Regions from separate parts of the Homo sapiens genome. Here region 2 is linked to region 1. A link is an interaction called in ENCODE POLR2A ChIA-PET data of the cell type or tissue named here. Cell type or tissue: MCF 10A. All regions are shown on one strand. Links, peaks and the distances in the headings refer to the core of each region. The heading gives the core; the rest is flanking DNA.

What was found. Peaks named below come from ENCODE experiments on the same cell type or tissue, not always from the same donor. Only the 100,000 strongest peaks of a DNase experiment are listed, where the experiment ranks them.
Region 2: POLR2A ChIA-PET joins it to region 1 with 5 read pairs; 1 of 35 experiments calls an interaction of 5 or more read pairs at or near these places.

The regions. Positions count from the first base shown.
Region 1 is chr10:61,154,728-61,162,727 of GRCh38, reverse strand. No RefSeq gene overlaps it. Among named protein-coding and RNA genes, the nearest start is that of LINC00845, 140 kb to the right of the region's middle. In MCF 10A, for the core only: no CTCF peak of the experiment used is centred there; a DNase peak (open chromatin) is centred at 3,267.
Region 2 is chr10:62,246,404-62,261,471 of GRCh38, reverse strand. All of the region lies in intron 2 of RTKN2 (rhotekin 2), which reads left to right. It overlaps LINC02621 (long intergenic non-protein coding RNA 2621), which reads right to left and starts at 2,306. Exons shown (of 4, transcript NR_186389.1): 1 at 2,222-2,306. In MCF 10A, for the core only: a CTCF peak has its summit at 12,775 (motif pointing left); a DNase peak (open chromatin) is centred at 10,471.

The DNA.
Region 1 (8,000 bases), core at 1-8,000:
ACTGGGATAAATTTCTTAGACATTTCTGACTGTAGGGAAGTTAGCGCATAGTAAATTCCATCCTGTGGAGGGGAGAAGGGTTCAGTTTTCTCCAAAGGGCAACTTCCTTTTCCCTTCTTTAGTTTTCTTTATATAAGCAAGATGGGAATGGGTGCTGCCAGAATGGCGAGGACCACCCCCCAAAAAACATACACATATATACACATACACACATACACAGCCAAGAATTATCCTGACCTCAAATATCAACAGTGCTGAAGTTGAGACACCCTGCTTAGGCCCCAGCCCTCTCCATTTCTGTGGCCTGCCAGCCACCATGTAAGCCCTGCTTTAACCAGTTACATGGTTCATACTGTGGATCCTTTACCAGTTGTTTGAGGGTAAGTATCATAAAATCACTGTCCTTTGATAACCATGTTTCTATGTGAACCACAACCGACCCAACCCATAACCCATACATGTAATCCTCTAGTGGACTTCCTCTCTGAAGCCATGACTTTTCTATCTCCTCTGCATCTTTATATCTTGAAAGTTGGTCTAAGACTAAGTTAAACCAGAATTCATTGATGAATAGAGTAGACATCAATTGCCATGATTGCAAGTTTCTGAAACGTTTTTCCTGGAGTTGTTCCCTATACACAAAGGTGGACTCCCACTGGCTATACACATCCTTTGGACATAGCTGGAAGACACCTGAACCAGTTTTGGCCTCTCAGATTTTGAACCTTGATAGAGGAACACAGGGAGTGGACGTCTTGAGGGGCTTGCTAGGTCATTCCATGTTCTGGCCTTCCCAGAGGCCTGGATCTTCCGCTTTTTCTCCAGTTGTGTAAGAATCCCTAATCATTTCAATACTCTCATTTTTTGTTTAACTAGTAAAAATCTGTTTCTCTTGATTGCCACTAAAACAACAGTTAATAATCCAAAACAAACACTATACCACACCTCCATCTACTTATAGAAAATATTTGCGGTACTTCATAAGAAAAGCATTGGCAAAATAGACCAAAAGCTATTCGCAGAAAGCAAAAGATTAAAACCAATAAATTTGAGGATAAGCAAATATTTTCTTCTGTTTGTTTTCTCCTTCTCCACTTACACCACCCCCAAGAAACATACACATGATTTTCCAACTTTTCTTTTCCTTCTTCATTCAAATAACTGACAATACTATGTTCTAGATTAGGAATGGTCAACACTTAGTGCACTATACTAATCTGTAGAATATTTGGTAATTTCTACCCCTCATCACCCACTCCCAGGATATTCTGATTAAGTAGTCCCAGTGAGGGGCCATCCACAATTTTCTTTTTTTTGAGACGGAGTCTCACTCTGTCGCCCAGGCTGGAGTGCAGTGGTGCGATCTCGGCTCACTGCAAGCTCCGCCTCCTGAGTTCACGCCATTCTCCTGCCTCATCCTCCCGAGTAGCTGGGATCACAGGAGCCCGCCACCACCCATGGCTAATTGTTTGTATTTTTTAGTAAAGACCGGGTTTCGCTGTGTTAGCCGGGATGGTCTCAATCTCCTGACTTCGTGATCCGCCCACCTCGGCCTCCCAAAGTGCCGGGATTACAGGCGTGAGCCACCACGCCCGGCCCACAATTTTCAAGAGCTGAACAAATGATTTTAACATGCAGCCATGACGGAGAGTCAATTTAGGCTTTTTTTATTATTATTATTCAGAGTCATACATTCCAAGGATCCAACAAGATCTATGAACATACTCTCCAGAAAAATCCATATATCCCATTTATTCTACTTTCAATATCAGGGGTAAACAAACGCCCAAGCCCATTCATCACTGTTGGTTAGAACGCTGTTTCTAGACACTGTTGGGAATTGGAGGAAGCAGGGTAAGAAGTTAAAAATAACACATAGTCCCCATCTTTGAATAACTCACTTTAGCAAAAGGTCATAGAAATATAAACCAATAGTTTTTCTCAGGCCCACCCAATATCTTTCAGCTTACTTCTAACTCACCTATAGTATAGTCTTTGAGGTCTTTCTCTCACGCTAAGTATAAATAGCAGTTTACTTATCTTAGAACTGGCAAAAGTTGAAATGGGATCCATCATTTAAACTAAGTAATTGTGCGGAAATTAGTTTGAATCCTTTTTGCGCTTAGTAATTTTTGTAATTATGCGTATGTTTACTCATTTATCTAATATTTGGGTTCACATATATGAATTGTGTACTATTTTCCAAGAGCTAACTTTTATAAGTATGCTTGGGTATTGCATTGTGTAAACTCCCAGAAGTTGAGGAATGTGGATGAAATGCCTAATGCAGTATGTCTGATAAACACTTGCTAAGTTTGGCTGTGTCTTCTGATTCTCAGTTCAAGTTGCACCTCCAAGGAAAAGTACATTGGTAGCAAGCTATGGACATTCACTGGCCCTGAAATCTTGGATGTCTTTGATGTAATGAAAACGGCACAGGATGAAGAGTGAGAGTACCTTGATACTGGGCCCACCTCATGCAGCTTTTCCCAGCTGCACAAATCTGTATGAACTTAACTGCTTTTAACCTCCCTTCCCTACCCATAAGGGAATCCACAAAGATCATGCGCCTGTTGAGTAATCCTCACTCAATGAAACATAATAAATTTTAAAAGTATTTTATCAATCATAAATTACTTCACAAATAGTAGTATGGGAGACAGACTGGCATAACAGAATGAGGGTGGCCTTGGAGTTAGATAAACCTGGCTTCAAATCTGACACTTTTTGTATTTAATAGTAATGTGATCCTGGGAAAGTCACTTAACCTCTATGAGCCTTATCTTACTCTTCTATAAAAGGGGATTGTTTATATTACCTTACAAGTTTGTTATGAAGATTTTATGTTAAATGCTTAGCACAGAGTTTGGTCCATAGTAAACACTCAAAATATATTTGCTCTTAATATTAATAACTACTATTATTAATATTAATTCACTAGTAGTAGAGATGGGTTTATACTCATGTAGTCATATTCTCTTGTCCCACATTTCAGGGGACAAGTTGTGTAGCACACATTTGCAAAAATGAAAAGAATTAGGTGAGCCTTTGTTCTTGAAACGGGCCACAGGAAATTTAACCCTCTTCCTGGCCTCATGAGCACAGGGCTTAAATTATGTACTTGACTTAGGAGAGACTTCTGCTAGGCCTAAAATTGTCAATAGTCAACATAGAAGACAGTGATAAAAGAAAAACTTCAACTGAATTAAATTTAAAGAAGTTTAATTGAGCAATGAATGATTCATGAATTGGGCAGCTTCCAGAGTCACAGCAGATTCACAGGGACTCCAGCATAGCCACGTGGTGGAAGAAGGTTTATAGACAAAGTAAGGGAAATGAGGTACAGAAATTGGAAGTGAGGTACAGAACGGCTGGATTAGTTACAAGTTGGCATTTACATTATTTTTACACAGTCTGAACACTCAGCAGTACTGGGATTGGTCAAGATTCTGTTACAGGCACATAATCCTAAGTTAGGTTTTCATTGTTGTCTAGCTATTAAGCTGGGTTGCAGTTTGTCCACATGGACTCCAATGTAGAAGTACAGAGTCCCTCTCAGGCCATATTTAGATCACTTTAACAACAGAGAAGAGTAAAGAGGTTATTGGCCTAATAAAGTCTGCTTCCTTCAAACGAGCTCATTTGAAATCTAATTTAAAGTTGTGACATTATGGTGTTTTTACATATCACTTTAAAAATTCTTAGAACTTAAATGGTCATTAAAAACTCTAAAGAGTAATTGTATTTTTTTCAAATGGCTGCCTGTGGTTTCAGGAGCTGCTTTTCTTCTCCTCCAGAAGGGCTTACAGCCTACTATCAAAACATCTGGCAATTACCTTGGACACTGATGCCAATCTGTCAAGCAATGAAACTTCTAATATTCCATTAGGAAATAAAGATCACTGTGACATCGGACTGCTAGTATGTTAGAATCGTTTCTGACCCTGAATTTTTGTAACGGTCATGAATCCATGGTAGACATGTTGCATGACTGAAGCAGAGCTCTGATTAGTCTTCTTAAGCAATTTCCCTTTGTGTTGCTAACCCTTCTAGACTGCTGGGGCAAAAATATTTATTGATCTCTATGTACCCAGCCACTGTGATCATTACTGGGGTAAAATGATGAAAAGATATACATGGACTGTGGCTTCATGTTTTTAAGGTTTAGAGTTTTTTATTCAAATGCCGAGACCTGAAACCTGATGCTTAAGGTTAGCATGTAAGGGGCTTTGAACCTGAATTTATTCGAAGACAACAAAGTTTAGCTGAAAGCTCATTTAGTGCCTCCTCCACTGAAAGCCTTAAAACCATTACCTTCTAAGAAAGAAATGAGTTTATTACGAAAACATGGTGCTAAAGTTGACCTTAAAAGCAATGTCAATCTCTCAGAGCGACAGAGTAGAAAGATGCCCACTTTGATGAACACAGAAATACCTATTTTCCCTACCAACTCCTGGTGCTTATCACCACTGAGTTATTTACTTCAAGCCCAGCGTTTTTTACAGGGCCACTAGAGAATGGAGTGTAACCCACTTACACCTCACCATCCCAAATGGGAGATTAGTCTGCCTGTCATTTGGCAAAGTGGAATCCCAATAAAATTACCAATAAGACAAGCTATCATTTTTAATGCTGCTTGAGAAGGGCAGGTTTAAATACAGTTTCAGAAGATCTTGAGAGCAGAGGACATTGGCAACAGGCACGGATGACAAATTGCATCTTCTTCACAGGTGTGCTAGCACTCAATGCTAAAGATGGCACCCAGTTCAAGGTCAGCAAATGGAAGGCATCCTCGCCCACAACTCTTCAGTGGACATGGCTTCTCTATCAGAGAGCGCTTTTCAGCTAAGTCCAGATGCAGGCCTGAAGTCTTCTCTGCCCATCCCTCCAGAAGGCCACTGTGATAACCTGAATTGGGAAGGAAAGAGAAGCCCCGTTGCCTTCCAAGATCACCTTCTTCTTTTTTTTTCCTCCAGGCAGATTTTCAGGCTAATTTTCCCAGGGGGAAAAAAATTAGTATCTCTCCTGTTTGAAAGCATTCTGAGATGAAAATGAAATAGAAATTGAAGATTGTTTCCATTCTTAAGGGTTTTGGTCAATCGTTTTTAGAAATTTCTTCCTGGGATTTATATTATTTTCCTCCCACTTTACCTCTCCTGTGTCCATTTTGGAGAAAAGCACCTCGTTTATCTTTGGGAGACAGTAACGCAGAAACTGTAACTGAGCCGATTTCCCCTTGAGGATCAAAATATTTGTGTTAAATGAAATGAGAAATCTGCTAAGTGGCGGCATGCATCCCCCAGGGAAGGATATTTTGTAATTTTGAAAAATTCCTACTGAAATTCTTCTCTTGCCAAGAAAAGAGGAATGATTTCTGTTAAAATTACTTCATGTCTGAATTACTCTCTGCCCCTCGGGAACATATAACATTACAGCTTTTATGCTCAGTAATTTAGAAGGACGGGGGGACACCTTATTTGGAAAGCATGCAGACTTAACACGAAATGTTGGGTATTAAGTAGTTTCACCACAAAAGTCTCGTTTTGAAAATTTTGCACTTAAACAGTTCAAATTAAAGTTCGTTTTTAGAACTGGTTTTTATGATTGTCTGTATAAGTCCTTTTAACTTTCTACTCTTATCTCACCATTCCCTGAAGCTGCAGAGAAAATCCTTTGATTGGTGTTCAAGAGTTGTACCTTTTATAGAAAACAGGATAGATGGCATCACTTTAATAAGGCAGGTGCATGCTTTGAAGCCAGTCAAATAAGTTAATTTTATTAAAATATATGTATCTGCTTCTGTGTATGTTATAGTACAGGCTTTGGAAAGGCACGAGAGATAGAAAATAGGTTTAAACTCACAGGCCAACTCTGATCAAGTATTATGGATCCCACTGGCACTGTGTTGGGAAAGATTCTGAGGCCAAATTCAGGTTCAGGGGGAAAAAAAGTGAAAGATGAGTATTCTTCTTTGATTACAGGTGGCCAATTTTAAGCACAAGCACCAAACACAGATGTCATCACTGACACGTATTAAATATCAAGAGAAGTGCCTTCTGGCTTGTGTAATTGAAGTAGTTTTCTGTGTTTTCTAATTTTCTGCAGTAAATATGTATTGTTTCTGTGATGAGATTAAAGCTATTTTTTATTCTTTTTAAACTGGAAAAATTGTTTTGACCACTTTTCTTTCAGTTGTCCTAAAGCTTGAGGAAAGTCGTTAAATTATCTTATTTGCGCCTTGTCCAGGAAAAGTCATCTTTAGAGCCAATAGGAATTCTGGAAAGGGTATAAGATCTGTTTCTATGTGATAAAAGTCAGTGGTTCTTTGAATTATTGATTATTTGAGTTAACCTGAGGCATATTCATAGACTTTACCAAGGCAAAGTTTCCAATATTATTCCTATGTTAATGGGCTTGGACTAAAAAGAAGTAGATCTAGGATGACTGGAACAGCAAAGCTGTAGGAGTATAAATGCCCTAGAAGAAGCCAGTTACCAATCTCATCTCTAGGATGGTTTCATGCTCACAAGCCCTTGTGCACTCTTGAGCGCTTGCTCTCCGCACCCACCCTGGTCCTCTTCTCTCTCTCTCTGTCTCTCTCTCTGTCCCCCTCCCACACACACATGCACATCTGTCAAAGGGAGAGAATGGTAATACCTATTTCACAAGTTGCTGTGAAATCCAAAGGAGCCAATGTATTTGAAAAGCACTTTATACACTACAAAGCCCTACAGAAATGCTAGTGCTATCACTCTGAGTAGTGATTATAAACATCCTTGATTTTCATGTTAATTAAGACAAACAGTAGTAGTATTCAAAACACAGATAATCCGAATCTATTTCCTCATGTTTTGGTAACTGACTTCTAATTAGCATAGACTCTATGTGCCTCTACGCATCTGTCATCAGAGAATATGTGGTTCAACAGGTCACAGCACAGATGAAATGGAGCCCTGAAGAAGTTGTGATGACTCTGGGTCACATTTACAGTTATGTGTGGCAGGTGAACTGAAACGTGTGAGTTTTCACTCTCTGTGTAGTCCTACTTTCCAACATATGCTACTAATTTTTATTTGTCTTTATAATAATATTTCCCTGGATTACTGCATTTGAATGAATGGTCCAGATTTGGCTGAAAATGCCAATAAAATTATTTTCCATTCACTGAGCAATTACCACCCAAGAGAGGAGACTTCACCTAGATTGGTGATACATTATTAAAACTTAGCCTAAAACAAAACACTTGTCACAGATTATCCACATAGTCAACAAATTTCACTCAAATTAGTAAATAACCTAGTTTATATGGCTAAGAAAATAAAAGCAGCATGCGATACTTAAACCTTCACATTCTCCTTTCTCTAATATTTGATAGATAAAAAATAAGAATACTTAATTCACAGAAGACTTATGTCTAAAGTAATAAATTGAAAATAATGGCTATTATTTAGTGTACACGTATTTTGTTCCAGGTATGTTCAATGTATTGCAGATAATCCTTACAGCAACTCCATTTGATACTGTCATTCCATTTTAAAGGTATGGAAACTGGGGCTCAGAAACATTAAGTAATGTTTTTATTTACTAAATAGTAACTAATTAAGGACTGAGCCTCCAAAGCATATGCTCTTTTCATCCTGCAATACTAACATATTAGTATTGAAGAGTTAATTGTAATAATTTTTCTCCTACTAAGTTAGTTCAAATGGTAATAAACATGCTCAGAAGCTCACAAAATTTTAATTATTAGCGTTCTACCAATGGCACACAAAGGTTCCTGTTTCTCCACATGGCATGCTCACTAACACTCATCTTTTGTTTTTCTGACAATAGCCATCCTGACAAGTATGAGGTGATATCTCATTGTAGTTTTGATTTGCATTTCCCTGATGTTTAATGGTATTGAATATTCCTCCTCCTCTTCCAAAAATCGTTCTTAGATGTGGTAGAGTGGCAATCAATAAGTACGTTCACTAGCTGAATCCATGAATGTGCAAGGA
Region 2 (15,068 bases), core at 7,069-15,068, 1.1 Mb before region 1:
GATGGGGTTTCACCATGTTAGCCAGGATGGTTTCAATCTCCTGACCTCGTGATTTGGCCACCTCGGCCTCCCAGAGCGCTGGGATTACAGGCATGAGCCACTGTGCCCTGCCGGGATAGCTATTTTAATCTCCTTGTGCCTCAGTTCCTTCCTTACAGTGGGCATGATAATATTTACATTTTGAAAATTGAGATTTTATATATACAAAAACCTAATGTAATGCCTTTTACATACTTAGTACTCAACAAATGTCAGTTTTCATTCTTATATGCCTCCAGCATTATACAATGAAATTGTTCCATTAGCATAATGTAGGAAAATGTTTTTCAGATAGGCATACATTGGTTTAAGTGAGTGCTTCTCAAAGTTGGTAACTTGTAGCACTGAGAGTACATGATGCAAAGTCATAGAATAAATATGGCATGTCTTCTTAGAGCATGAATTTTTAAGATTAAGCATGAGAAGTTTAGAATAGTGGAGTATTTGGAGGTTCTGCTTTCTTATTCCTGGGGATAGGGGATATATGTTCCCTCTCAGCCTTTTTATTAGGATATTTTGTCAAGAGGGGCAGTTTCAATGGAAAAGTTTGAGAAGCCCTGATTTTAGAAAGTATGGGACTAAACATTATATTATGTCATCTATCACAATATCTGGAATATTATTTTTGGGACCATATCTGCCTCCATATTTAATGCTCTTTAAATATTTATAATGAGTTATGAATTGACTGTTTCTTAAATTCGGCAGTGTGGCTTTTCTGAAGTTGCTGATGTATAAAAACTATTAAATAAGCCTAATGCCTGTTCAATTTATATAGCAGTGATGGGGAAAAATTAGGATCCCTAACTGGAAATGTGTATGATTTTCAGTTTCTTTACTAATTATCTGTGATAGATGAGAATATCTTTGTCATTATACACACACACACACACACACATATATTTGTTCATCATTCATGTAAAAACAGTGTTTCCCTTAATTATTGCTGGAATTTAAAAAAATCTTGTATAGTCTATATGTATTCTTTGTTTATAGCTTCATTTTGTATGTGAAGATATAACCTGAGGTGACTGATCAGATATAACTAGAAATTATAATTGCTTTGTTATTACACAAAAATGACTTGAAGATTAATGATTTAGTTCCTTGAAGAAAGTTATGTAAATTATGCAGATATACTGAATATCTACCGCTTGCAGAACACTTATTAAGCCCTGTGCTAGGGTGTCTATGTTAAAAGAACAGAATTTGTCAAAATATGACAATATTGTATATTCAGCAAATATTTTGCCTTTAGAGACTTAGCAGTCTGTACCTTAGTTTGGTTAGTCCTTAAGGTGGAAAAATGCTCAGTTTTATATTGCTGCCAGAGTTAAAACAAATAGCATTTTAATGAGAACACTAGTCTACCTTCTCTAAATTTTATGATAAGATGTCAAAAAATAAGTATAGACACTAAATCTAGACTTTTTCAAAGAAGAATCCAATAAGTGTGAAATGGTGGAATTGACGAATATCTAATAGAACAATTGGGTTTGGATCTTCTAGATTGTGAAGGATGGATAGAGTCCAGGTAGGTGAGCAGGAGGAAGGCAGCATTCCGAGAAAAATTACAAAAGAGGCCGGGTGAAGTGGTTCACACCTGTAATCTCAACAGTTTGAGAGGCCAAGGTGGTCAGATTGCTTGAGCTCAGGAGTTCGAGATCAGCTTAGGCAACATGGCAAAAACCTGTCTCTACAAAAAAGACAAAAATTAGCCAGGCATGGTGGCATGTGCCTGTACTCCCAGCTACTCAAGAGACTGAGGCGGGAGGATTGCTCAAGCTTGGGATATCAAGGCTGGAGTGAGCTGTGATTGCACCACAGCACTCCAGCCAGCGCAAAAGAGTGAGATTCTGTCTCAAAAAGAAATAGCAAAAGAAAAATTTACTTTGAAAAATAAATATGAATTATTCAGGAGCAGGGAAAAGATCTGTTGTGTTGAGTCTGAAGATCAAGGCAAAGATGAAAAGGAAGGAGGAAGCAAGATTCAAGAAAGCCTGGAATGCTACAGAGTTCTTTGGTATTAATTAACAGCCTTTCCAGGTGCCAGGCATTGTGTAAGATGTTCACAAATATCACATTAAAAATGGAGAAAGATATTGTATTAGTTCATTTTCACACTGTTAATACAGATATACCCGAGACTGAGTATTAAGAAAAAGAGGTTTAATGCACTCACGGTTCACATGACTGGGGAGGCCTCATAGTCATGGCAGAAGGCGAAGGAGAAGCAAAGTCATCTCTTACATGTCAGCAGGCAAGAGATCATGTGCAGGGGAACTGCCCTTTATAAAACCATCAGATCTTGGGAGACTTACTCACTATCATGAGAACAGTGCAGGAAAAACCTGCCCCTATGATTCAGTTACCTCCTGATGGTCCCTCCCATGACACATGGGGATTATGGGAGCTGCAATTCAAGATGAGATTTGGGTGGGGAGACAGCCAAACCATATCAGATATAAACCTCTTTTAAAGGCTGTAACTCTTTAAGGATACACAGTGCCTTTGTGGCTAGGTCATGAATCCAGGTGACTTAAAAACCCATGTACCTCCATCTCCCACTCCGTCCAAAAAAGAACCTGTGCTTTTTTTTAACTATTGCTCCAAGCTGCCATGGTGAGCTATTACAGGGCTTTATATATATATTTGCTTACCCGTGAAAATATCTTTTATGTTACATATACACATGTATATTTCTTCATCATTCATATAAAAACATTGTTTCTCTTAATTATTGAATTCTGGAATTAAAAAAATCTTGAATATTCTATATCCTGTTATGTTTTATCATTTTATTTTAAGCAAGGAAGAAGTATGATAAAAACAAGTATTTGGGGAAGGTTATTTGGCAGCAGGGTATTAAAAAGATGAGAGTAAATAATTGAAATAACCAGTTTTTAGGGAAAATATTTAAGAATAGGCAGACATAGAAATGATCATATAAAGAAGTAAGCTTTTATTAGAGAAATGAGGAAATCAAAACTGTGTGTGGATTTCTTTAGGGCTTTTCTAATAGATCTTCACTCAAAGTGCTCTCTGTACATAATCATTCTGCAAGAAGTTTTAAGTTATTTCTCAATCCAGTGAAATTATTTAAGAAGTCAAATAATCTTACTTCATTCTAAAGCCTTTTAAAACTCGGGTTCCAGGAAAGAATTAAGTCCTAATGTCCTAAGAAGTTCATTGTATGCATTGACTTAACTGCTGCATATAGAATAGTGCTACTTTTGTACCACCCTTGGAAGAATTCAATCAATGGTTACTCTGCTTTAGATGAGGAACCACAGTTAAGAAATCACTAATATCATTTGTTGTTTTTTTAAAACCACACAATCCTGAGAATATTGGCAACTGGTTAAATGTTCTATTACCATACTGTTCCAATAATATAACAAAAACTTTTTTCTAAGTTGTGTTTGGGTATGAAATACCTAGTACATTGCCTGTTCTTTATGCTTGAACAAGCCAAAATACCCAGGCTTCTGTACAGTTCCCAATGGAGTCAGGATGTAAAAACCTTTCTGGATTGGGTAGGCAGTAGGTCGTTAGGATGAGGTGCATAGGTTGCTTACTGCCTCAATTTAGAGGTATCGTGGCTTGGTTATAGCAGTCTGTTAATTTGCTGGACTTTTGACTAGTAAACTATCATTGTACCTTTTTTTCTGCATGCTGTGGCTGGATATGGCTACTTAAAAGATGGTTTATTTCAGTCTACTTTCAAAAAATAGCTATTGGTTTCCATTTACTGAAATAGGCATTCCAGAATCCTTGTGGTCTGATCCCAAACTCCTTGCACTCTTATCTTTCAATTTCTGCTTTACAAATTTATTGCAGCCAAATGCTTGATTGGTATCCCGAAAATAGTTCTTGGATTTTCACATCTCCAGTGTGTTTGCTTACACTGAAGTGCCATATCTTTCATTCTCACTTGATAAAACCCACTTGTTCTGGGACACCACACCTGCCTCAAAGTTTCCTTGATAATTGTATTCAGAAAATAATTATTCCTTTATGTCCATGGTAAGGACCCAAAAAATGACTATTTACCTCCTTTTACTTCTAGTACCATCCAAATCATGAATACCTCACTATAACATACTAAATTCTAATAGAGCTATTTATAAGCAACATATCTTTTCATAAATTATAAGCTTTTGGAAACAGGGACAATGTCTGATTCTTCTTATCAGTGAAATAGAATTGATATCACCATTAATTTCACAGGATTACTGTGAGGATTTGGTGCCTGGAGCTTAGAGGCAACTCATAGCTGAGGTAACTCTTGGTTCTCTCCTTCTTTCTACCTTATATCCCGCAGAACACCAACAGTGTTGTGTACTTACTTAAGAACAATTTAATGTATGCTTCATAAATAAAGTTTTGCCTTGTATCCCCTTAATGTGTATGATGAGCAAATAGGGCTTAGAATTTAATAGGAGTTAATTATATACCAGTTACTTTTTTTTTTGTCACCTTCTTTTATGTTCTTAGGTTCTTACTGTCATTTGTTGGTCTAAGTGTCTGTTCATCATGTTCCAGATTGTCATTTATTCCTAACTATGTTTGCTTTTTAATCAACTTTTTATTATGAAATTTACATACGTAAAAATTACAAGAATAGTACAATCAACATCATGTATATTCTCCCCCTAGGTTGTCCAGTTAATAGCTTGCTATATATATTCACTTCATCTACTCTACCATTTTTTCTATACACACACAGACACACACACGCATACACAAATACACATACTAGCATGTGTATACATGCACACATTTTTCTTTTTTGTTGTTGAACCATTTAAAAATAAGTTGCAGACAACATGGCACACACACCACAATAATTTGGCATGGATCTTTTAAAAATAACATTCTTCTACATAATCAAAATATTATATACAAAATATTAGTAATTCCATAATAATCTAATATCCCGTCCATATTCAATTTTACCAAGTTGTCAGAAGAAAACTGTTTATCTTTTTTTCCCCCAAACCAGAATTCAGTCAAGATCTATGCAGTACATTTGGTTATAACTCCAGTTTCTTTTAATTACTCTGCCTATTTCTAAAAACCCCTTGTCATTTATACTTAGAAGAGCCTCGGCAAGGAATGGTGGCTCACGCCTGTAATCCCAAGACTTTGGGAGGCTGAGGTGGGAGGATGGCTGTAGCCCAGGAGTTCAAGACCAGCCTGGGCAACATAATAAGACCTCGTTTCTACAAAAAAATACAGAAAGATTTAGCCAGGTGTGATGGTGTGTGCCTATGATCTCAGCTACACAAGAGGCTGAGGCAGGAGGATCACTTGCATCCAGAAGCTTGAGATTGCAGTGAGCGACAATCATGCCACTGCACTCCAGCCTGGGCGTCAGAGTAAGACCCTGTCTCAAAAAAAAAAAAAAGAGTCTAGATTTTAAAAATATAGCCTTTAAAGTATCCTGCATTCTGCATTTGCCTGGTTGTTTCCCTGAAGTATCATTGAACCTTTTCTCATATTCTGTGTTTTTGCCATAGATGGACATTGAGTCTAAAGGCTTTATCAGACTCAAGTTAAACATTTTTTTCTAGGTGAGGCTGGGGACCATTATATGCTCCCAATTGATGCAATATGATATCTGGTCTTACCACCAGGTAATGCTGAGTTTAAACCCTTGCTTTAGATGGCAGTTGCCAGCTTTCTTCTTCATGATAAAATGGTTTTCCCTTTGCAGTTCATAAATAATCTGTGGGGTGTTGGAATTGGGTGACTATTCTGTTATCCAATGAGCTTTAACTTAATGGCTTTATCATCCATTTATGATTCTTCCCTAAATCAATTACATTTATAATGGGGTTTGTAAAACTGTGATTATCTAATTCTAGTATTCCTTCTACACTTATTGGCTGATACTCTTCTATAAAGAAGGACAATCCTCTCTTTAGTCTCTCCATTCCTGGATTTTTATTCAATGTTTTATTATCATTTATAGTCACTAAGAATCTCTTGCTTCCTGACACAAAAAGACGATCCATTCTTGCTTTATATTTTCCCTGCCCCATGCCTAGAGTCAGCCATTTCTCTGACACCTGGCTCCCTTTACTGGTGAATCATATTTTGAATGCCAAACCTGGGCACTAGGTATGCTCACGGTTCCTGGGGTATCACTGCTTCTAGGCTTTTTCAGTGGACATAGTGATGAAAGAGATGAAAAAATCATGAGTTTATATCAATATTTATAGGTTTTTGATTACAGTACCAATATTATTACTGACAATAAACCTACTTAGGCAAGTTCAAGATTTCCTTACAATTCTTTTTTAACATACAGAAATTATGAAAATTTTCCAACATACAGAAAAGTTGAAAGAATTATACAGTGAATACCCATATACCTACCACTAAGGTTCTACAGTTAATATTTGTTTTATCCCTCTGTCCAGTCCATTTTATTTCATTTTTATTTTTTAATTTTTTTAGAGACAGGGTCTCACTGTGTCTCCCAGGCTAGAGTGCAGTGACACAATGATAGCTTGCCGTAGCCTCAAACTTCTGGGTTCAAGTGATCTTCCTGCCTCAGCCTCCCAAGTACCTAGGACTACAGGTTCATGCCAACACACCCAGCTAACTTATTTATTTTTTGTCTCTCAGCTTGCTTATTTTTTTATTTTGTAGAAACAGGGTCTTGCTATCTTGCCCAGGCTGATCTTGAACTCCTGGCCTCAAGCAGTCCTCCCACCTCAGCCTCCCAAAACACTGGGATTACAGGCGTGAGCCACCATGTTCAGCCTAATCTATTTTATTTCTTTATGACACAATTTAAAATAAGTTCTTTGCAGTTCTTTGTGTGTGTATACGTATATATACACATATATGTACATCCCTGTGGATATAGGTGGAGAGTACTCAAAAATTACTTGAAATAATTGTATTACTTTGTTCTCACAATGCTATAAAGGACCACCTGAGATTGGGTAATTTAAGAAGAAAAGAGGTTTAATTGACTCACAGTTCTGCATGCTATACAGGAAGCATGGCTTGGAGGCCTGAGGAAACTTACAGTCATGGCAAAAGGGTGAAGGGAAAGCAAGCATTTCCTTCACATGGCGACGGAAGAGCGAGCGAACTAATGGGGAAATGCTACACACTTTTAAACAACCAGATCTCTTGAGAACTCACTATCATGAGAATAGCAAGGGGGAAATCCGCCCCCATGATTCAATCACCTCCCACCAGGTCTCTCCCCCAGCACTGGGGATTACAATTCAACATGAGATTTGGGTGGGACACAGAGCCAAACCATATCAATGAACTTTTTCTTATGGTCTTGTTATTAAATCATAAACAGACTTATTTGTTTCTGTTTGCTTTTTTTCTCTTTGAATTAATTACTTTTTTGGATAGATAGTGTTTCTGTGTCCTCCTTCCCAGTTTCCAATTAGTAGCTCTTGTCACGGTTCCCACCCCAAGAATCAGCCACTATTCTGACTTTTTTTTCCACTGTAGGTTAATTTTGCCTGTTCTGGAACTTAGTATAAATAGAACTATACAGTGGAGGTTTCTTTCTTTCAGCATAATGCTTTTGAGATTCATCATGTATCAATTATTTTTTTTCCACTGTATCACTTTTTCCAGTGTTGATTCTTTTCAAATTTCTGTATAGTTTTGGTCACATGCCAGTCACTTCAGGTAGATGTTTTTAAAATAGTTTTTCTATATTTTTTATTGTTTTCTGTGGGAAGATTTCTCCAGCATGAGCTACTCTGCCATTACCAAAAGAGGAATTTTAATTGATTAAAATTGCATTTTAATCAAATAAATTTTTATTTTTTCTACTTTATGGAACATGTTGAGGTTTTCTTTATGACTTAATATGGTCTGTTTTCATGACTGTCACATTGGCTTTTGAAGTTACATTTCTTTTTATAAGGGTGTAAAGTTAGCCAAAGGAGTTCGAAAGATCTGTGTTAATGACTGTGTTAGGTTTTCTGTAACCTTCCTTATTTTTTGACCCATTGAACTGTCTTGTACTGAAACAGATAGGTTAAGATTTTTTATTATTAAAGCTTGTCTTCATCCTTGTATCTTCTGTACATTGTGCTTTAGGAAGATGCTCTGTAACATTTGGTACATTCGGTACTTGCGATATATTCATTGTTAGCTGCAGCCTTTTGCATTATAAAGTGTCCTTCTGTTGTTGTCTCAGGTAATGTTTTTGAACCTGAATTTTGCCTGGTAACAAAATCACATCCTCTGTTTTCTTATTTGTATTTGTTTCATACATCTTTGTCCATCTCCTTATTTTTAGCCTTTCTGACTCACCTTTGAAGACTTGTTTCTTGTGTTCATCCTAGAGTTGGGTTTTATATTACAAGCCAATCTGGAAATCCTTTTAATGGGAAAATTAAGACATTTTATATTTACTGATATAACTGATATATCTGGTTTCAGCCACTGTAATATTCTTTTATATTATGTTAACTGTGTGTATTATAATTAGTCTTTTACTATGTGGTCTGTTTTCTTAAATTTTGGAAGCATTTTATAAGTCATAGTAGTTACTATAATTTTATATAAAAAAACTTTATATACCGATAACTATATAATGCCCTTAGTTCTTATAAGTTTTTTTATGTATTTCCCTTAGCTCCACGAGCCAACTAAACCTCTTCTTAATTTACCTAGCCTTAGGTATTCCTTTATAGCAATGCAAGAATGGCCTAACTCAGGCTTCTGCTATTTTGATTTTTTGCTTTTAGTAATATCATTTTTTTCCAGCTACTATCTATGTCAAGATCAATGAGCTTATTGTATTTCCCCTACTCCACTTTTTTTTTCAAGTTGTGTTATTTCTACTTTGGTGGAATGGATAATATTTACATAATAATCTTATAGTCATATCTTCACCTTTGTTTTAGTCTTTGATATGCAATTAAATAGGTATAATTTTCACTTCTTGTTCTTCCGTTGTACTTTCCAAAATCATCCTTTTGGAAGAAGTTCATCAGCTAGAAGATTCTTCCACATGAGTACGGTTTCCTTCACTTTCTTGCATGTTTAAGGTGTTTTTCTTTAGTGTTTCTACTTTTAGGGTGACTTTGCTAGTTATAAATTCCTTAGCCAACACATTCTTTCCTTGAGTTTTGTGAAGACTTTGCTCCATTGTATTGTTATTAAGAAATCTAATCTTTCATTTTCTTTCCTTTGTAAATGAGTTTGACTTTTTGCCTGGAGACTGAAAGTACTTTTCTTTATCTTAAAGTCTGATTATTTTACTGGAATGTGTGTAAGGCTGACCATTTGGCACATTTTGGGGCTCTTTTGATATGTAGATTGTTCTTTTTTATTTTCAGAACATCTTTCTGAATTATATAAAAATATTATTTCTATCTCATTGTTTTGTTTTTCCTGTTTAAGAATTCTGATTACATATACGTTGGCTCTTCTTTGCCTGTCCTCTGTGTCTATCACTTTCTGATCTTTTTTAATACTTTATTTCATTTTTGTTCTTTTGGTTCTTTTCATTCCCATTTACTATGTCTCTTTGTGTACTTTTGCTTCTATATATTTATCATTGGACACCTTATATTTTAATGTTCATTTCAGAAATGATTTTATTTTTCCAGTTTCTCTCCTTGTTCTTTCCTCTCATTCTCTCCTCTCTTTGCATATCTGCCTATTGTTTATTCTTTACTAGTCTCAAATTTTGGATTTTAGATTCCTGGTTTCTTTCATATTTGCAATAATTTGTATAAATGCACTTAATTCATTTTGGAGTATTGTGTTATGGTTTTTGTTACTTTATATTTTTTGGAGGTGGAGTTGGTAGAGGATTTTAATCAAATGAAGAGTTTTGATTATCTACTTTTATTTATAGTAGTTTTCTATGGGTAATTGGAGTCCATTTTTGTCCCTAATGAAATATGTAGGATTTTTCTGAGCCAAGTGATTAGAAGTCAGGTGGGAGGTTACTAGAAGGGATCACAGGACACCTTACCCTTGAGGGGGTATGTTCCATCATCCTTCCTGGATTCCTGAAACCACAGATAATACTAAGCCCTATGCACACTATGTTTTTTCCTATACATACACCCCTATGATAAAGTTTAATTTGTAAATTAGGCACAGTAAGAGATGAACAACAATAACTAATAATAAAATAGAACAATTATAACAATATACTGTAATAAAAGCTATGCAAATGTGTTCCCTCTTTCAAAATATTTACCCTTTTTGTGATGATGTGAGGTGATAAATTGCTTTTGTGATGAGTTTAAATGAGATGAATGTCATAGGCATTGTGGTATAGCATTAGGCTACTGTGGACCTTGAGCACAAGCACTGTGATACCTTGAGAGTTACTCTGATAATCTAGATGGCAGCTAAGTGACTAATGAGCAGGTGATGTGTACAGCATGGATACACTGGACAAAGGGATGATTCACATCCCACAGGGCAGTGTGAGGTTTCATTACACTACTCAGAATGGTGTGCAGTTTAAAACTTATGAATTGTTAGGCCAGGCACAGTGGCTCATGACTATAATCCCAGCCCTTTGGGAGGCCGAGGTGGGTGGATCACTTGAATCCAGGAGTTCGAGACCAGCTTGGGCAACATCGTATAACACTGTCTCTACCAAATAACATAAACATTAGCTGGGCATGGTGGCATGTGCCTGTAGTCCCAGCTACTCAGGAAGCTGAGGTGGCAGGATTGCTTCAACCCAGGAGGCGGAGGTTGCAGTGAGCCGAGATCATGCCACTGCACTTCAGCCTGGGCAACAGAGTGAGACCCTTCCTCAAAAATAAATAAAAATAATAAAACTTATGAATTATTTATTTCTGGAATTTTTCATTTAATATTTTCAGACTGCAGTTTACTCTGGACAACTGAAACCATGGAAAGCAAAACCATGGCTAAGAAGAGAATACTGTATTTGGTTTCTTAGTTCAAGAATGTTTTTTATTATTGGAACTGTGAAGAGTAGTTTCCTTAATAAATGATGTCTTTTGGGATGCTGGTTGGTTAATTTTCTGTTCTTTGATACTAATGTTTGAAACTAGTGTTTCTTGGAATATTAAACTTCGTCTACTTTCTTCCTTCTTTTTCTTCGTAGCCAAGGCTCCAAAGGACACCTCACTCATTCTTGTGTATCTTACAGGACTTAACTTTTGAATCAAAGTACTTTTGGAGCCCTTTCTTTTACCTCTCCTGGAACCAGTGCTCTGGTATCCACTAGGTCTTAGACCCATTCACACTTCTTCTAGGGGAAATCCCAAGTTGATATTGCTTGTGTTTTGCAATGCCCACCTCATTCTTATATGCAAGGCTTCTACAAGCTGGTTTTGACGGTTTCAGATGTTAGTTTCCCCATTTACGGTAAATTAAAATTTGTAGAAGTCTCTGTTTTCTAGCTATGCTGTTGGTGTGGACTGTAGGTCATTTTATTTGCTTTCCTTGTTGATCTGAAGGCTTTTGTAGAATGTGTGAAAATAATCTGATTTAGATGGCTACTACTGTTTTACAGGAACTGGTAAGTCATTCCCTGATCACTTTAACAAATGGTTTAGTGCCTCTTCTATGTGAGCCCCAACCTAAATACTGAGGCCAAAAATATAAATACTCAGAAAGTAATCCTTGTATTTGTGTAACATTTTGAAGAATGACATAGGATACATTTAAAATATTAATTCATTTAGTATCTCTGTGAGATAGTGAATCTTTTTGCCACTTTACAGATAAAGATGCTGAGGTTAAAAGATTAATAGCAACCCACTTATGTAATTAGTTAATAATGAGTAAAATCCAATTCTAAGACTTTAGAATCCCTATCTACTGCCTGTTCCATCAAAATGAACGTATCCTTACTTCATTTCATTTAACAGTCCCTAAACATTCATTGAGTTCTTTAGAATGTACTGAGCTGAATACCAAGCACTGGTGATAGAGCACTGAACAAAGTAGACGCCCCACCCCCACCCCCACGCACAAAAAAAGTACACACGGAGCTTATATTTCAGCAATATCCTCCATCTGTGCCCTTCCCACTGCCCCCACCACCCCCCAACCCCGCAACCCCTGCTCAACCCAGTTCATTCTTCTTGACCTACTTCTGAAATGCTTTATTTGGCTTTGTAAAAACAATACTAATCAGTGTCATTTATAGCACTGAATTATGTGTGTCATTCAACATAATTGTGATTTTTAATATTGCCAAAATAATTTTGTGAGCTTTGTATGATTATTATCCTACTCTCTCATCCTCCAGTGTTTTTGTTCATTGCTCAGGTACTGTATCTCAAAAAAGAAAACGTATAGGTTGGAAGTGAAAATTGTGTACTCTTAGTTCTATAATAAAACTTGTATTTAAAGACATTACCGATTTTATTTTTAAGATATTTATGAAGCTATAAATTTTATAGCATAGTTTTAGGATGGGTTAAAATTTCATGCTAAACGTTTGAGTGTTTTAATTTTTACTTATTTGTATCAGAGGTAAAGGATTTTATAACCTGCTTTCAAATAATAGACTCCCATTTAGAATTATTTTAGTACTTCGTTAAGAAAATGTAAAATGCTTTCATCATTGGGCTATTTCTCATTATAACTTGTTAATTTTGGCAAAGAAATGCTGTTTTAAATTCCCGCTTGGAACAATATAAGGTAGGATAATCTGTATTTACTCAGTCAATTTTAATACAAATTTTTGAGCAACAATGTGGCAGATTGGCACCCTCTTTTGGTCATTTTATTTACCTACAGGCAGAAATATAAGTAATAAAAATTAAGTTTGTCTTTTATATGTTTATCTCTGTCTTTTAAATTAGCATTTACAAATCTCAGCCAAAATAATTCTCTAGACTGGGTTCATATGGATAAGGTCCACTATTATCTAGCTGTGCTTTGTTTTGGTAATTTTGTGGTTATTTGCTATTTCCTCAGGCTGGCTCTCTAATTCTAGCATTCAGAATTAGAATTAATATTGCAGATTTTTGAACAAGTATTTATATTAAGCAAACTGTTAGCTACAGTAGCACATTATTAGACAGATAGTGTTTAACAATTTCATTGTCAATTTGGATTAATTAGAAAAACATCACATTTTAGTACCCTAAATAGCAGTTTTGTTATTTGAATTGAAAGTAATTCAAGCTTCAGAAAATTGAGGCTGAATTACTTCAGTTTTTCTCCTCTCATTTTTTAAAAGACAGACTTAATTCTCTAAGATTATATGGTTAATTGAATTTATATTATAGTTTGACAATATTTGTGTATACTAAGTTTGCTTACCAGTCCTGGAAATGCCTATGCAAATAATTTATAATTGCAGGGGAGAAAGCTATACTCTGCCAGGTAGTTGAGTAGTTTGGAAGGGGGAAATTTTTCTTGGTAAATATTCAGCAAGTTTGCTTTTGGTAGTTCTAGTATTTCAGAATTTCATTCGCCTGCCAAAGCCTCAAATTTAATCCAATTTAATAATACCTAATGGATCTCAACTTTAGAATAATCTGTGACCTATTCCATAATACTTAAGTTATTCACTATATTTGAGCTTCCTTGTACTTTTTCACTGAAATAAGTATTTTAAGAATTTATATTATGCATTGCTCATATAGGCATTTTCAGAAATATTACTTTCAAATGCCAACCAATTATGTTTGTATTGTATTTCTTGCACAAGTTTGAAGAAATTGAGATTTGTGTTTGATTTCTAGTGGGCCTTTCAATATATTATTTCACCAAAATAGATAATAAACTGTTCAATTGAACTGTTGAATTGAACTTTTTATTCTGTGAGGAAGTAATAAGCAAGATAATCTTCTCTGACATTACAAACTAATATAAAATGTTGAACTTCACTCTTTTTAAAATTTATGATTCAATGAAACTTTATTTTGAAATAAACAATGAGTATTTGTATGTTTCACTGAGTGAATTCCCTAGTTTTAATACCAGATATGGCCATAAAGTAATTAGGTAGAATTCTGAGAATATATGGCTTTAAATATACTGCATTATTTTAGTCATACCTAATGTATAATTCTATAAATACTATGTAAATATCTCATATAAACGTATGAACTTTACATCAGTAAATTATTTTAGCTCATTCAAAATATATGTCACCTATATATTTATGAGTTTCATCCAGTAAAGGGGCAAAAAAGCAGGATGATATATTTGTTTTCAAATTTGGATGCATTATAATGAATATATTGGCAGTCTTTTTAACAGACCTACTGAAAGCAGTGTGTTGCTGTCATCCTCTTCCAAAAATTACTTAGATAAAGTCCCATTTCAAACTCCCATCAGTCTTTCTCCAGAAGCCTTCTTAGAATCAAACAATATCCAAATGGAAAATTTCCATCTTATCACTTATTTGAAGTAACAAATTAAATTAGCTGGTAGTTAATTAGCTGACCAAATTAAATAGGAATGAAAAATACAAAGAATACTCTTAGAAATATTGCCCTGTAAATGGAATGCTAATCTCTAAATGCAGTTTATTAGGAAAATAGGATATTAGGGAAATAGTCAAAGATTGGATTGTTTCTATCTTTTTAAAGTTTTCATGGTAATAAAATATTCCAACTTCAGATTTGGAAGTGTCTTATATCCCCAGAATTTCCTTTGAATCGTAATATTTAGGATATTAGGGAAATAGTCAAAGATTGGATTGTTTCTATCTTCTTAAAGTTTTCATGGTAATAAAATATTCCAACTTCAGATTTGGAAGTGTCTTATATCCCCAGAATTTCCTTTGAATCGTAATATTTTTCTCTCTAAATTTTATTCTGTCTACAGAGCTACTCTGTTTCTCATCTTAGTTTGTTAATTTATTATTTTAACATACACTTAGTTCTTTGGAATCTTGGGGAAATTAAATATGATATTAAATATGATTATACAGCAGAGGGTACTTTTTTGGATATTTATCAGATTCTATAAGGATAAGATACTCCTGGACAGTAAATTGCATGATTGGGAAGTTCATTAACTTTTCCAGGCCACTGTATCTGATAAGTTAGAAATGTAATATATGA